Regions from separate parts of the Homo sapiens genome. Here region 1 is linked to region 2. Evidence: read pairs that join two places in POLR2A ChIA-PET (ENCODE). Cell type or tissue: Panc1. All regions are shown on one strand. Each heading gives the region's core, and the rest is flanking DNA. Links, peaks and the distances in the headings are about the cores only.

Evidence for each region. ChIA-PET counts read pairs that join two places held together with the same protein. Peaks named below come from ENCODE experiments on the same cell type or tissue, not always from the same donor. Only the 100,000 strongest peaks of a DNase experiment are listed, where the experiment ranks them.
Region 1: POLR2A ChIA-PET joins it to region 2 with 12 read pairs; 6 of 35 experiments call an interaction of 5 or more read pairs at or near these places.

The regions. Positions count from the first base shown.
Region 1 is chr7:65,022,946-65,030,969 of GRCh38, forward strand. LOC105375330 (a long non-coding RNA gene) reads right to left here. Exons shown (of 6, transcript XR_927607.1): 3 at 7,931-8,019. It overlaps LOC105375329 (a long non-coding RNA gene), which reads left to right and starts at 3,795. Exons shown (of 3, transcript XR_927606.2): 1 at 3,795-3,933; 2 at 5,564-5,779; 3 at 6,302-6,481. It also overlaps the pseudogene RNU6-1229P. In Panc1, for the core only: no CTCF peak of the experiment used is centred there; no DNase peak of the experiment used is centred there.
Region 2 is chr7:64,957,518-64,965,541 of GRCh38, forward strand. No RefSeq gene overlaps it. Among named protein-coding and RNA genes, the nearest start is that of ZNF117, 30 kb to the right of the region's middle. In Panc1, for the core only: no CTCF peak of the experiment used is centred there; no DNase peak of the experiment used is centred there.

The sequences.
Region 1 (8,024 bases), core at 2,460-6,459, 66 kb after region 2:
CAAAGTGCTAGGATTACAGGCATGAGCCACGGCACCTGGCCTAATTTTTGGACTTTTAGTAGATACAGAGTTTCACCATGTTGGTCAGGCTGGTCTCCAACTCCTGACCTCAAATGATCTGCCCACCTTGGTCTCCCAAAGTGCTGGGATTACAGGCATGAGCCACTGTGCCCGGCCGATTTTTTCTGATATCAAAGGAATCACCAAGGTCTTCCCTTTCTTTTGATTCATTTATTTTCTTGGTTCTGAAATATTTTTTAAAATATGGAATGCTTCATGAATTTGTTTGTCATCCTTTCACAGGGACTATGCTTATCTTCTCCATGTCATGCCAATTTTTGTATATGTGCTGCCGAAGTGAGCACTGGTTCTGGATTGATTGATTGATTTGTTTGTTTATCTGTTTTTGAGACAGGGTTTCACTGTGTCTTCCAGGCTGGAATACTGTGGTATTATCGTGGCTCACTGCAACCTCTGCCCCCCAGGGCTCAAGCAGTCCTCCTGCATGGGCCTCCCAAAGTGTTGAGATTACAGGCATGAGCCACTGTGCCCAGCCTGGAATGTTTAACTGCTGACTTTGATGCCTGGTTTTGGTTGTACTAGACATTCCCACTACTTTTTTCTTTAAAAAGTACTGGTTTCTTTAGCTCCTTAAAAAGATCTTTGGTGTTTTATATATCAAAATATGTGAGGCCAGGTGTGGTGGCTCATGCCTGTAATCCCAGCATTTGAGGAAGCCAAGGTGGGAGGATCTCTTGAGCCCAAGAGTTCAAAACCAGTCTGGGCAACATAGTGAGACCCCTGTCTGTATAAGAACTAAAAAATTAGCTGGGCACGATGGTGCATGCATGTAGTCCCAGCTCTTGGAAGGCTGAGGCAGGAAGATCGCGTAAGCCCAAGAGGGTGAGGCTATAGTGAGCCATGATCATGACACTGCAGTCCAGCTTGGGTGACAGAGTGAGACCCTGTCTCAAAAAAAAAAAAAAGATTAATAATTGCAGAAACATTTTCTATGCTCCAGATTACTTTAAAAATTGGACCTAATCTTGGCCAGGCATGGTGGCTTACACCTGTAATCAGCACTTTAGGAGACCAAGGCAGGTGGATCACTTGAGGTCAGAAGTTGGAGACCAGTCTGGCCAACATGATGAAAGCCTGTGGGTGAAAGTAAAGTTGGGTGCAGTGGCTCTCCCTGGATTCCTTGATGCTTTTAATACCCTGAGTCCTCTACCCCACTCTGAGCCACACTGACACTTGTGCACCAAGGTGCGTGGTGTGGCCCCAGTGCCCACAGGATCGCTTGTAAGAACTGCTCCTTCAGCCCCCACCTGTGGCCTTTCCTCCAGGGTGAAGTCTGGTTCCTGATGTTCACACCATGCTCCTTCTCACCAGGGTGCACGGGCATCACTGCCTACAAAACATTTGATTGAAACCTGTTCCTTGGGGGGCCACCTTACCTGTCCAGGATGGCTTTCTCTGAAGCCAGTTCTCCCACCACAGTGGGAAGTAAAGAAAATTATGAAAATTGGCCAGGCATGGTGGCTCATGCCTGTAATCCCAGCACTTTGGGAGGCCAAGTGGGACAGATCACTCAAGGTCAGGAGTTCGAGACCAGCCTGGCCAACATGGCAAAACCTGGTCTCTAATAAAAATACAAAAAATTAGTCAGGCATAGTGGTGTGCACCTGCAATCCCAGCTTCTCAGGAGGCTGAGTCAGGAGAATTGCTTGAGCCTGGGAGGTAGAGGTTGCAGTGAGCTGAGATCATGTCACTGCACTCCAGCCTGTGCGACAGAGCAAGAGACTCTGTCTCAAAAAAAAAAAAAAAAAAAAAGAAAAGAAAAGAAAAAGAAAATTATGAACACTCTCTCTTGAATACATGGGCATCTCCTGAACAGGGAGGTGGTTGAGGGGAGGTCCTGGCAGGTGGGACAGGGAATCCTGGCAGAGCAGCAGCTGGGACTTCAGTGTATTCAGTGTCTGGACCACAATGGTTCCCTTTGTCACAAGTATCCATCTACATTCACTGACTTATATGGGGGAACCTGGGGAAAAACCAGTGATATGGTTTGGCTGTGTCCCCACCCAAATCTCATCTTTAATTTTAGCTCCCATAATCCCCACATGTTGTGGCAGGGACCCAGTAGGAGGTAATTGAATCATGGGAGTGTGTTTTTCCCATGCTGTTCTCATTGATAGTGAATAAGTCTCAGGAGATCTGTTAGTTTTATAAAAGGGCAGTTCCCCTGCACATGCTTTCTTGCTTGCCACCATGGAAGATGTGCCTTTGGTCTTCCTTTGCCTTTGGTCATAATTGTGAGGCCTCTCCAGCCATGCTGAACAGAGTCCATTAAACCTCTTTCCTTTATAAATTACCCAGTCTCAGGTATGTCTTTGTTAGCAGTGTGAGAATAGATGAATACAATCAACTTCAACAGCTTAAGTGGGTCTAGCCACCACTCCAGAAGAGATACAGGATTATAAACCATGGTGGCATCCACACAGTGCTAACTCAGCATATGTGCAGAGTATATGAACTGTGGGGCTATGGTGGGCTCCACCTAGATTTCTTTCTTTTTTCTTTTTGAGATAGAGTCTTGCTCTGTTGCCCAGGCTGGAGTGCAGTGGCTCGATCTCAGCTCACACTGCAAGCTCCACCTCCCAGGTTCACACCATTCTCCTGCCTCAGCCTCCCAAGTAGCTGGGACTACAGGTGCCTGCCACCACACCCGTCTAATTTTTTGTATTTTTAGTAGAGACGGGGTTTCACTGTGTTAGACAAGATGGTCTCGATTTTCTGACCTCGTGATCCACCCGCCTCGGCCTCCCAAAGTGCTGGGATTATAGGCATGAGCCACCGCTCCCAGCCCTCCACCTAGATTTCAAAACATGTATTGAACAGCTGGGTGCCTCAGGCAGAAGTTTGTCACAGAGGTGGAGCTCATGCCTGTAATCCCAGCACTTTGGGAGGCCGAGGAGGGTGGATCACGAGGTCAGGAGATCGAGACCATCCTGGCTAACATGGTGAAACCCCATCTCTCCTAAAAAAAAAAAAAAAAAAAAAAAAATTAGCTGGGCGTGGTGGCGGGCACCTGTAGTCCCAGCTACTCAGGAGGCTGAGGCAGGTGAATGGTGTGAACCCAGGAGGCAGAGCTTGCAGTGAGCCGAGATATAGCCACTGCACTCCAGCCTGGGTGACAGAGCGAGACTCCATCTCAAAAGAAAAAAAAAAAAAAAACTTAGCTGGGTGTGATGTCGGGCACCTGTAATCCCAGCTACTCAGGAGGCCAAGGCAGGAGAATCGCTTGAAATCAGGAGGTGGAGGTTGCAGTGAGCCGAAATTGTGCCATTGCACTCCAGCCTGGGCAACGAGCAAAACTCCGTCTCAAAAAAAAAAAAAAAAAAAAAAAAGTGGCCGGGCGTGGTGGCTCATGCCTGTAATCCCAGCACTTTGGGAGGCCGAGGAGGGCGGATCACGAGGTCAGGAGATCGAGACCATCCTGGCTAACATGGTGAAACCCCGTCTCTACTAAAAATACAAAACATTAGCTGGGTGTGGTGGCGGGAGCCTGTAGTCCCAGCTACTCGGGAGGCTGAGGCAAGAGAATGGCGTGAACCCGGGAGGCGGAGCTTGCAGTGAGCCGAGATCCTGCCACTGCACTCCAGCCTGGGAGACAGGGCTAGACTCCGTCTCAAAAACAAAAACAAAGAAAGAAAATGTCTGCCTTATATCTGTCCTACCATTGAATTTTGGAGGCACCTTTTTTTTTTTTTTAAATTTCACAGGCTCACAGCTGTTGCCTCAGAATGAATTGTGCGGTGGGTCTCATCCATATCTGATTTAGATAGGACTCTGAACTTTAAACTTTTGAGTTGGTCCTGAAACAAATTAAGACTTTTGCAGCTATTGGGATGGAATGAATGTATTTTGCAGGTGAGAAGGACATGAATTTGGGTGGTTGGGGCAGAATGCTATGGTTTGAATATATCCTCCAAAGTTCATGTGTTGGAAACTTAATCCCCAATGCAACAATGTTGAGCGGTGCAACCTTTAAGAGATAATTAGGTCAGGAAGACTTTGCCTTCAGGAATGGATTAATGTTGTTATGGTGGGAGTGGGGTTCATTATGATGCGAGCGAGTTTCTTATGAAGGATGAGTTCTGCCCCCTTCCTGCTCTCTCTCACCATGTGATACTTTCTGCCATTGTCTGATATAGCAAGAAGGCCCTCACCAGATGTAGCCCCTCTACTCAGACTTCCCAACCTCCAGAACCCTGAGTCAAATAAATTTCTGTTCATTATAAATTACCTGTTATAGCAGCACAGGATGAACACAAGTGCCTCTGAATTATTCACCCTGGAGAGAAGAAACTGGTTTAAAAAATGCAGATATTTTAGTGTCTCCCAGAGCTCTGAATCTAAATCTCTGGATATCTAAACCTCTGGACATGTAATTTTTAACAATTTTCCTGGTGATTCTTAAGCACTTCAAATTTGAGAACTGCTGCTCTATACCCAATATCATTTTAACCTGGAAAATATGCACTCACCAACCGTTCAATGTTATTACCTGAGTTTGCCTGATCTTAAAGGTCACTAGAGGGCTTGATAAAAAACCAAACACCGAATGTTCTCACTCATAGGTGGGCACTGAACAATGAGAACACATGGACACAGGAAGGGGAGCATCACACACCGGGGCCTGTTGTGGGGTGGGGGGAGGGGGGAGGGATAGCATTAGGAGATATACCTAATGTTAAATGACGAGTTAATGGGTGCAGCACACCAACATGGCACACGTATACATATGTAACAAATCTGCACGTTGTGCACATGTACCCTAAAACTTAAACTGTAATAAAAAAATAGAACTAAGAAGTTACATAGTATAATATGCCATGAAAGTAAATGTATTTAATAAGGGAAGAAATGGAAAATATCAAATAAAGCAATATAATAATTTCAAAAAAAATACATATATATATACATTGTTAGGTAGCTCTGCTGGTGGCAATCATGAATAAAACAAAGCCCAAGAGTTTACATTTATTTATTTATTTGCTCTTTTTGAAATGGAGTCTCTGTCACCCAGGCTGAAGTGCAGTGGTGTGATCTCAGCTCACTGCAACCTCCACCTCCTGGGTTCAAATGATTCTCTGGCCTTAGCCTCCTGAGTGGCTGGGATTACAGATGCCCGCCAACATGCCCAACTAATTTTTGTATTTTTAGTAGAGACAGGGTTTCACAATGTTGGCCAGGCTGGTCTCAAACTCCTAACCTCAGGTGATCCACCCAACTTGGCCTCCCAAATTTCTGGGATTCGAGGTGTGAGCCACCATGCCCAGCCAAGAATCTACATTTAAATGCAGTTGTTAAATGTTCTTCTAAGTAACTGTGTACACATTTATCTATTTTGTGGAATTACTGGAAGATAGATCACTTACATTTTGGATAGCTTTAGCCCAGTATGATAATTTTAGTTTTTGAATAGCAGTTTATTTTAAGCCATTGCTTCCAGAAGAATTTAATCTGATCCAATGTTGCATTTTTCTTTCACCCATAGAGACAAGAATGAAGATAATAGCTATAGCATTTATTGAACATTAACTATGTGCCTGTCACCATGTAACTGATTCTCCTCAAACCCTCAGAGGCATGGACCACTGTACTACTGCCATCCCCATTTTATGGAGAAGATACTGAGGCAAAGGGGAGTTAAGTACCTTGCTAGGCACAGGCAGTTATTAACGCGGTAGAGCTGGGATTCCAAACCATTCTTGTAAGCAACGCAACACTGCGTCTCTGGACTTAATCCAGACCAATTTCTCTGATGCTCAAAAGTTGCCTGCATTAAATGCGCTTTTGTGAAATTCCTTCCTTCCTTCCTTCTTTTTTTTTTTTTTGTTTTGTTTTGAGATGGAGTCTCTCTCTGTCACCCAGGCTGGAGTGCAATGGCACAAAGTCCGCTTACTGTAACCTCCACCTCCTGGTTCAAGCGATTCTCCTGCCTCAGCCTCCCGAGTAGCTGCAATTATGGGTGCCCACCACTACACTCGGCTAATTTTTGTATTTTTAGTAGAGACAGGGCTTCATCTTGTTGGCCAAGCTGGTCTCAAACTCATGACCTCAGGTGATCTGCCTGCTTTGGCCTCCCAAAGTGCTGGGATTACCGGCGTGAGCCACCACGCCCGGCCAAAATATATTTCTTATATAAAAGAGAAAGTTTTCCTTGTGTTGTGTTCTACTCATGGTTAAAATGTTCCTAAAATGGGCCTTGTTGTTTTCTCTTCTTCTTCTCTAGAGCAGCTAGAAAGAAAGACACTTGTTCTTAACCCAAAGAGGCCTCTTCTAAAAATGTTTTCTATATTGGTGAGACTAATTAAACTGGAAAAGTTCATCAACTAAATGATGAAACAAGGTAAAGCCTTTTGTTAATTATTTTTGAATAATTTATTCCTGGCCTGCCACCGTGGCTCACGCCTATAATCCCAGCATTTTGGGAGGCTGAGGTGGGAGGATCACGAGGTCAAGAGATCGAGACCATCCTGGCCAACATGGTGAAATCCTGTCTCTACTAAAAGTACAAAAATTAGCTCAGTGTGGTGGCACATGCCTGTAATCCCAGCTACTCGGGGGGCTAAGAAGGGAGAATCACTTGAACCTGGGAGGTAGAGGTTGCAGTGAGCTGAGATGGTGCCACTGCACTCTAGCCTGGCGATAGAGTGGGACTCCGTCTCAAAAAAAAAATTATTCCTGGGCTCCCTATGACTTGTTGAGGAATTGCAAGATACTGGGAAGTCTCTAATTAGGGAGTTTTAGAATAAACAGAAGTATAAACATTCATAGGAGTTAGATTTGAAGACAACTGCTTTTAACACACAGACCCACCAGGAAGTGAGCATCTTGGTGGGGTTTATTTATTATGTGTTTTACTTTGAACAGAGAACATGCACGTTCATTAGCTCAAAAGTGTTCTTGTCCTCGCATAGTGAAGGAAATGTGTGCAAGATAAGGATGAATGTGGTATGCAGGGAGATCCAGGCACGGCTGGCGTTTGGCTTTGCTGATGGCTGCAATGTGGACTGTGGACTGTGGGCAAATTAACTCACCACTTTTTGAATGGCCTTTAGAGAGGAAATCCTAAAAAGATTCCAGGACTTGCAGCAGCCACACAGGAGATTGAGTATTCAAGGGAATAGAATGCTGAAGAACACAGAGACAGTTAGGTTAACTAAAGAAGATGAAAAATTAGTCTGGGCTCAGTGCTTCATACTTGTAATCCCAACACTGTGGGAGGCTGAGGCAGGAGCATCACTTGAGCCCAAAAGGTTGAGGCTGGCCTGAGTGACATAGTGAGACCCCCATCTTTACAAAAAATAAAAAGAAATCAACTGGGTACGGTGGCACGCACATGCGGTCACAGCTACTCAGGAGGCTGAGGTGGGAGAATCGCTGGAGCCTGGGGAGGTGAGACCCTGTCAAGGAGGAAGAGGAGGATGAAGAGGAAGAAGGAGGAGGAGGGGGAAGAGGAGGAGGAAGAAGGAATAGAAGAAGAGCTGGGTGCGGTGGCTCATGCCTGTAATCCCAGCACTTTTGGAGGCTGAGGCGGGCAGATCATGAGGTCAACAGATCAAGACCATCCTGGCCAACATGATGAAACCCTATCTATACTAAAAATACAAAAATTAGCTGGGCATGGTGGCTTGTGCCTGTAGTCCCAGCTATTCAGGAGGTTGAGGCAGGAGAATCACTTGAACCCAGGAAGCAGAGGTTGCAGTGAGCTGAGATTGTGCCACTGTGCTCCAGTCTGGTGACAGAGGGAGACTCCATCACTAAAAAAAGAAAGAAGAAGGAGAAGGAGTAGGAGAAGAAGAAGAAGAAGAAATGGTCTCTGAGCAGCCATGAAGAGTAGGAAGATAACCCAACCTACCTCTCACTGGGTCTATGGGGAAAATATTGATTAAGGCAGAGCAGGTCTTCACAGAGAGACTAGGTTTGGTGAGTAAGAGATTCAAAAAGCTAGA
Region 2 (8,024 bases), core at 1,950-5,949:
TTTTGTTATTTTTAGTAGATAGGGTTTCACCATGTTGGCCATACTGGTCTCGAACTCCTGACCTCAGGCGATGCACCCCCCTCGGCCTCCCAAAGTGCTGGGATTACAGGTATGAGCCACCACACCTGGCCTTTTAAATTCATTTTTTAAAAAAAATATTGGATACACAATGGAATATTGTTCAGCCTTTAAAAAGGGGTAAATCCTATCATTTGAAACAATATAGATGAATTTAGAAGACATTATGCTAGATGGAATAACTGTGGCACAGAAAGACAAATACTGCAAGAATAAAGTTTAACTCAAAAAAGTAGAAAGTGGAATAATCTTTACCAGAGGCTGGGTGTGGTGGGAAGAAAACAGAGAGTTGTTGATCAAAGAATGCAAAGTTTCACATAGACAGGGTAAATATGTTTTGATATCTATTGCAAAGCAGGGTGACTACAATAAACAATAATTACTGTATATTTTAAAATAACTAAGAGTAAATTTCAAGTGTCTCACCACAAAAATGATAGGTGAGTTCATGTGTTATTTAACTCAACATAATCATATTATGTACATATACTCAAACTTCACATTGTACCTCATAATGTATATAACTCTTATTTGCCAATAAAAATATTAATAGTTTTTAAAAAAAGGATAGTATCATAAACATTCGACTACTATTACAGCCCCGGACTGACTAGAATAAACATGAGTTACAAATCACTGATGTGGCCACCTTGTTTTCAGGCTTAATATTGATCATGATCTAACAGAATCAACAAATAAGAGCTAATAAATTTCCTGTACACTTGTTATGTGCTGGGCAAACTTTGGGTACCCTTATTTGTACTAATTGCTTTAATTTTACCAAAACCCTAGGATTTAGGCAGTATGATCCTCACTGTACGGATGAAGAGTCAAGCACAGAGAGGTCAAGAAACTGTATTCATATCGTACAGCCCATAAATGGCAGAACTGGAATGCAATCAGGAACCACCTGATTCTAAGTTTCAATCTTAACCATATGCCCAACACCCTCTCATCCAATTATTATTCCTGATCTAACATTTTGGCTTTTAATTTTCTAATTTAGTAGAAATAAAGAGGAATTTTAAAATCAGTTTTTTGACAAAAATAGCAGACAGGAGGCAGAAATAGATTGCAGCTCCCACTCAGAGCAGTGTGTGGAAACTCGCATCATGAACTTTTGCTTCAGAACTACTGCAGGAATGAACCAGGAAAGCTGAGAGAACCCACAGACTTTCTGAAGGAAGCAAATTTCTCCTGCAGGATCTCAGAGACAGCCCAAATACTATGAGTGCCCAAGATGTGAAAGTGGGAAAAAGGAATCATCTGCTCTCATACACACACCCTCACTTGGGAACCTGAAAGTCTAGATCATGGGATAAGGACCTGACCTTACCTCGAGCTGAGTCAATTTAGAGAGATGAGCTAAATACAGAGGTAGAGGAAGCAGAAGAAGCCCTGTGGGCTCTCTGGGTCTTCAGGAAAGCTTTTAAAGACTTGTTTCAAAGGGGTCCTTGGAGAGGGCTGTCAAGGGAAGTGGGAAAAGACCACAGGGAGAAGGAAACTTCCAGCTGAACTTTCTAACAATTCTAACCAAACATGAATTCACCTGGCCAGAATTTGCAGGAGGGCATGAATCAGGTGTGCAGACTGCAAAGTCAGCAGGCACAAAAGGCCTGCTCGCTTTTGCAGCTAGGAGGCTGGTAGCCTTGGGCAAGTTCTCAGCCCTGCTCACCCACTGCCTGAAAGAAAACTCGGTGCTCTTGGTGCAGAGCATGGTGGGAGTGAGTCTGGTCTTTCAGGTTGTGTGGGAGCTGGGTGAGGACTGTAACTGCTGGCTTTCCCCACATCCCTGACAACCTTCATGACAGCAGGGGCAGCCATAATCCTCCTGGGAAAATAACTCCATTGACCTGGGAACAATGCCACCATTTCCTGCAGCAGCTGCAGCAAGCCCCGCCCAAAGAGAGTCTAAGCTCAGATATGCCTAACCATCCCCCACCTGATGGTCCCTCCCTACCTACTCTGGTAGCTGAAGACAAATAGCTTATACTCTTGGCAGTCTTAGGGCCCCACTCACCACCTGATCCTCCCTATACTACCAAAGCCATGCTCCCTTGAAAGCACCTCCTCCTGGCAGGTGGCCAACCAGCACAAAAATAGTGCATTAAACAACCAAACCTAAGTACCCTCAAGAAGTCCATTTCACCACCTGCCACCTCTACTGAAGCAGGTGCTAATATCCACATCTGAGAGACCTGAAGACAATTTACATCACAGGACTCTGTGCAGACAACCCCCACTACCAGCCCAGAGCTTGGTAGACTTGCTTGGGGGCTAGATCCAGAAGAGAAATAACAATCACTACAGCTCAGCTCTCAGGAAGCCACATCCCTAGGAAAAGGGGGAGAGTATTACATCAAGGGAATACCCCATGGGACAAAATAATCTGAACAAACAGCCTTGAACCTTAGAACTTCCCTCTAACATAGCCTACCCAAATGAGAAGGAACCAGAAAAACAATTCTGGTAATATGACAAAACAAGGTTCTTTAATATGCCCCCAAAATTATGCTAGCTCACCAGCAATGGATCCAAACCAAGAAGAAATCTCTGATTTATCTGAGAAAGAATTCAGAAGTTCAGTTATTAAACTAATCAAGGAGGCACCAGAGAAAATGAAGTCCAATTTAAGGAAATCAGAAAACATACAAAAATGAGGGAAGAAATCTTCAGTCAAATAGATAGCATAAATAAAAAACAATCACAACTTCAAGAAATAAGGAACTCACTTAGAGAAATGCAAAATGTTCTGGAAAGTCTCAGCAATAGAATCAAGCAAGTAGAAGAATGAACTTCTGAGCTCAAAGACAAGGTTTTTGGATTAACCCAATCCAACAATGACAAAGAAAAAAGAATAAAAAAAAAAAAAACTTCCAAGTAGTTTGGGACATGTTAAGTGACCAAACCTAAGAATAATTGGTAATTATTAGAAATAATTAGAAAGAAGACATATCTAAAAGTTTGTAAAACATATTTGGAGGAATAATTGAGGAAAACTTTCCTGGACTTGCTAGAGACCTAGCCATCCAAATACAAGAAGCTCAAAGAATATCAGGGAAATTCATCTAAAAAAGATCATCACCTAGGCATACTGTCATCAGGTTATCTAAATTCAAGATGAAGGAAAGAATCTTAACAGCTGTGAGGGAAAAGCACCAGGTAACTTATAAAGAAAAACTTATCAGATTAATGCCGATTTCTCAGCAGAGACCCTACAAGCTAAAAAGAATTGGGGCCCTATCTTCAAGCCTCCTTAAATAAAACAATAATTAGCCAAAAATTCTGAATCCAGTGAAACTAAGCTTCATAAATGAAGGAAATATACTGTCTTTTCCAGAAAAACAAATACTGAGAGCAGTCACTACTACCAAGCCAGCACTACAAGAACTGCTAAAAAGACCTCTACATTTTGAAACAAATTCTGGAAACACGTCAAAACAGAACCTCTTTAAAACATAAATCTCCCAGGATCTATAAAACCAAAATACAATAAAAAAAGGTATATAGACAACAAATAGCAAAATAAAAGGAATAGTACCTCACATCTCAATACTAACATCAAATGTAAATGGCCTAAACGCCCCACTTAAAAGATACAGAATTGCAGAATGGGTAAGAGTTCACCAGCCAGTTATCTGTTGCCTTCAAGAGACTCACCTAACATTAAGGACTCACATAAACTTAAGGTATTGGGGAGGAAAAGGATATTCCATGCAAATGGACACCAAAAGCAAGCAGGAGTAGCTATTCTTATATCAGATGGAACTTTAAAGCAATACCAGTTAAAAAGGACAAAGAGGGACATTTTATTTCGATGCAAGACTTTTTCCAACAGGAAAATACCACAATCCTAAATATGTATGCACCCAACACTGGAGCTCTCAAGTTTATAAAACAATTACTATTAGACCTAAAAAATAAGGCAGACAGCAACACGATAATAGTGGAAAACTTTAATACTCCACTGACAGCACTAGACAGGTCATCAAGAGAGAAAGTCAACAAAGAAACAATGGACTTTAGCTACACCCTAAACCAAATGGACTTAACAGATATTTACAGAACATTATACCCAACAACTGCAGAATATACATATATTTTTAATAGACACGTGGTTTCACCATGTAGGCCATGCTGGTCTTGAGCTTCTGACCTCTAGTGATTGTCCTGCTGTGGCCCCCCTAAGTGCTGAGATTACAGGCATGAGCCACAGGGCCCAGCCTATAGATGCAAAAATCCTTAACAAAATACTAGCTAACTGAATCCAACAACATATTAAAAAGATAATCCACCATAATCAAGTAGGTTTTATAGCTAATGATTCAGGGATGGTTTAACATACCCAAGTCAATAAATGTGATACACCACATAAACAGAATTTTTTTAAAAAATTACATAAGTATTTCAATAGATGGAGAAAAGCATTTGACAAAATCCAGCATCACTTTATGATTTAAACCATCAGCAAAACTGGCCTACCAAGGACATACCTTAATATAATAAAAGGCATCTATGACAAACCTACTGCCAACATAATACTAAATGGGGAAAAGTTGAAAGCATTTCCTCTGAGAACTGGAACAAGACAAAAATGCTTACTCTCACCACTTCTATTCAACATAGTACTGGACATCCTAGCCAGAATGATCAGACAAGAGAAAGAAATAAAGGGCATCCAAATCACTAAAGAGGAGCTGAAACTAATTGTTTCCTTATGATATAATTGTATACCCAGAAAACACTAAAGCCTCCTTCAAAAAGCTCCTAGAACCAATAAATAAATTAAGCAAAGTTTCAGAATACAAAATCCATGTGCACATATTAGTAGCTTTGCTATATACCAAAAGCGACCACGCTGAGAATCAAATTAAGAACTCAACCCCTTCTACAATAGCTGCACAAAAAATAAAATACTTAGGAATATACCTAACCAAGGAAGTGAAAGACCTCTACAAGAAAAACTACAAAATGCTGCTGAAAGCAATAGATGACACAAATAAAAACACATCCCATGCTCATAGATGGGTAGAATCAATACTCTAAAAATGACCATACTGCCAAAAGCAATCTACAAATTCAATACAATTCCCATCAGAGTACTGACATTATTCTTCAAATAACTATGAAAAAACAATCCTAAAATTCATATGGAACCAAAAAAAAAGCTTGCATAGCCAAAGCAAGACTAAGCAAAAGAAACAAATCAAAAGGCTTCGTATTACCCAACTTCAAACAACACAATAAGGCCACACTCACCAAAACAGCATGGTACCGGTATAAAAATAGGGACATAGACAAACAGAACAGAATGGAGAACCCAGAAATAAACACAAATAGTTACACCCAACTGATCTTTGACAAAGCAAACCAAAACATAAAGTGGGTAAAGGACACCCTATTCAACAAATGGTGCTGGGATACTTGGCAAGCCACATGTAGAAGAATGAAACTTGATCTCATCTCTCACCTTATACAAAAATCAACTCAAGATGGATCAAGGACTTAAATCTAAGACCTGAAACTATAAAAATTCTAGAAGATAACATCAGAAGAACCCTTCTAAACATTGGCTTAGTCAAGGATTTCATGACCGAGAACCCCAAAGCAAATGCAATGAAGACACAGATAAATAGCTGGGACTTAATTAAACTAAAGAGCTTTTGCATGGCCAAAGGAAGTGAGCAAAGTAAACAACAACCCACAGAGCGGGAGAAAATCTTCACAATTTATATATCTGACACAGGACTAATGTCCAGAATCTGCAACAAACTGAAACAAATTAGCCAGAAAAAAAAAATCTCGTCAAAAAGTGGGCTAAGGACATAAATAGACAATTCTCAAAAGAAGATATAAAAATGGCCAGGAAACACATGAAAAAATGCTCAACATCACTAATGATCAGGGAAATGCAAATCAAAACCATAACGTGATACCACCTTGCTCCTGTAAGAATGGCCATAATAAAAAAATAAAAAAATAATAAATGTTGGTGTGGATGGAGTGAAAAGGAAACACTTCTACACTGCTAGTGGGAATGTAAACTAGTACAACCACTATGGAAAACAGTGTGGAGATTCCTTAAAGAACTAAAGGGAGAACTACCATTTGATCCAGCAGTCCTACTATTGGGTATCTACCCAGAGGAAAAGAAGTTATTATTTAAAAAAAAAAAAAAAAACTTGCACACGCATGTTTATAGCAGCATAATTTGGAATTGCAAAAATGTGGAAACAACTCAAATGCCCATCAATCAACAAGTGGATAAAGAAACTGTGGATATATATACATATATATATATATATATGTATGTGTATATATATATATATGTATGTATATATATAATTGAATACTACTCAGAAATGGAAAATCAAACATTGTATGTTCTCACTCATAATTGGGAGCTAAACTATAAGGATGTAAAGGCATCAGGTAAAAGACTACAAATTGGGTTCAGTGTATACTACTCAGGTGATGGGTGCACCAAAATCTCAGAAATCACCACTAAAGAATTTACTCATGTAACCAAATACCACCTGTTAAACAAAATTTATGGAAATAAAAAACTTAAAAAAAAAAAAAAGACTGAAAGCGAACTCAGTTCATCCAGCCTTGTTTTCTCATTTTGCAGGAGAAAGGTTGGAGACAGTGCCAACTTCACATAGCCTTTAAGAGATCAACTCCAGACCTCAAATCACACCCTCTGACCCCAAGCCAATGGTCCTTTTTTGCCTCCCAGTATTACTCTGTCTCTTCAAACAAGAAGAAAGAGCCAAGTTGAGAAGGAGAGTGGTCACACCCACACCTAGATTCTATTCTCCTGGGCACTGCCTTCCCTGTGGGACCTACCTATTTAATTCCAGTGCTCATGTTATGCCCAAACCCTGGAAGAATGTGACCTTTAAATCTCTGTGCACCCCAGGAACTAGCAGACATTAAAAGTAATAATAATGGGCTGGGCACACAGGCTTGTGCTTGTGGTCTCAGCTATTCGGGAGGCTGAGGAGGGAGAATATGTTAAGCCCAGAAGTTCAAGGCTGCAATGAGCAATGTTTGCGCCATTGCACTCCAGCCTGAGTGCAGAAAAAGTAATAATGACAAAATAAAAAGAGAAATTTACCAATTACTAAGGAAGTCTAGAAAGGCTAGGTGTACCCCCTCTAAATCTAAAATAACAGTTTAAAAATAAAAATATTTTATTGGTAAAAATAAATAAGATAAAAACCACTTTCTTTTTACCCTGAGATAGTATGTAGAACTTGATTTTTGGTTGAAAGCACTTATTACTAAGCCTAACACAAATAATTTGGCAAATGGGTTCTAACAATAATATGTCTCTCATGACTTAAAAAAGCCACTAATTTTACTTTTGAAATATATTTAATTTTTATATTAAAGCTAAGATGAACCTATTATTACATAGAAAATTTGTGGTCTGCATATGCCTCCCCATCCACTGAGTGGTCTACAGTTTCTGAAAGTTTCAGAAACACTAATATAAGAATACTTTTTCTGATTGAATAATTTAAGGATATTGTTTTCTCAGTGACTAAAATGAAATAGATTGGAATTACAAATCAGTCACTTACAATGTAATTTTAAATGTTATTTAATGAACACGTGAAGTTTTTTAAAACTCATCTGAATAACTTATTTCGATTGACTTTTTTCTATTAGAAAATATATTAAAATTTCTGTTACTACAAGCCTATGAATTTTATTCAAATCTAAATATAGTGCTAATCTTAAAAGATCTCTTTGTTTAGGATTATGAAAGCCTATTCTCTACATACACTCAGAAGATAAATAACCGCTTTCCAGTAAACTCAATGGGGCAACTGTGACTCACAATCATAACCTATTAAAATATTAATACTATTATCTAGGTAAAACTTTTAGGTATCTGCATGTTCAGGTTGTTTAACTTATATAATTCAGAAACTATA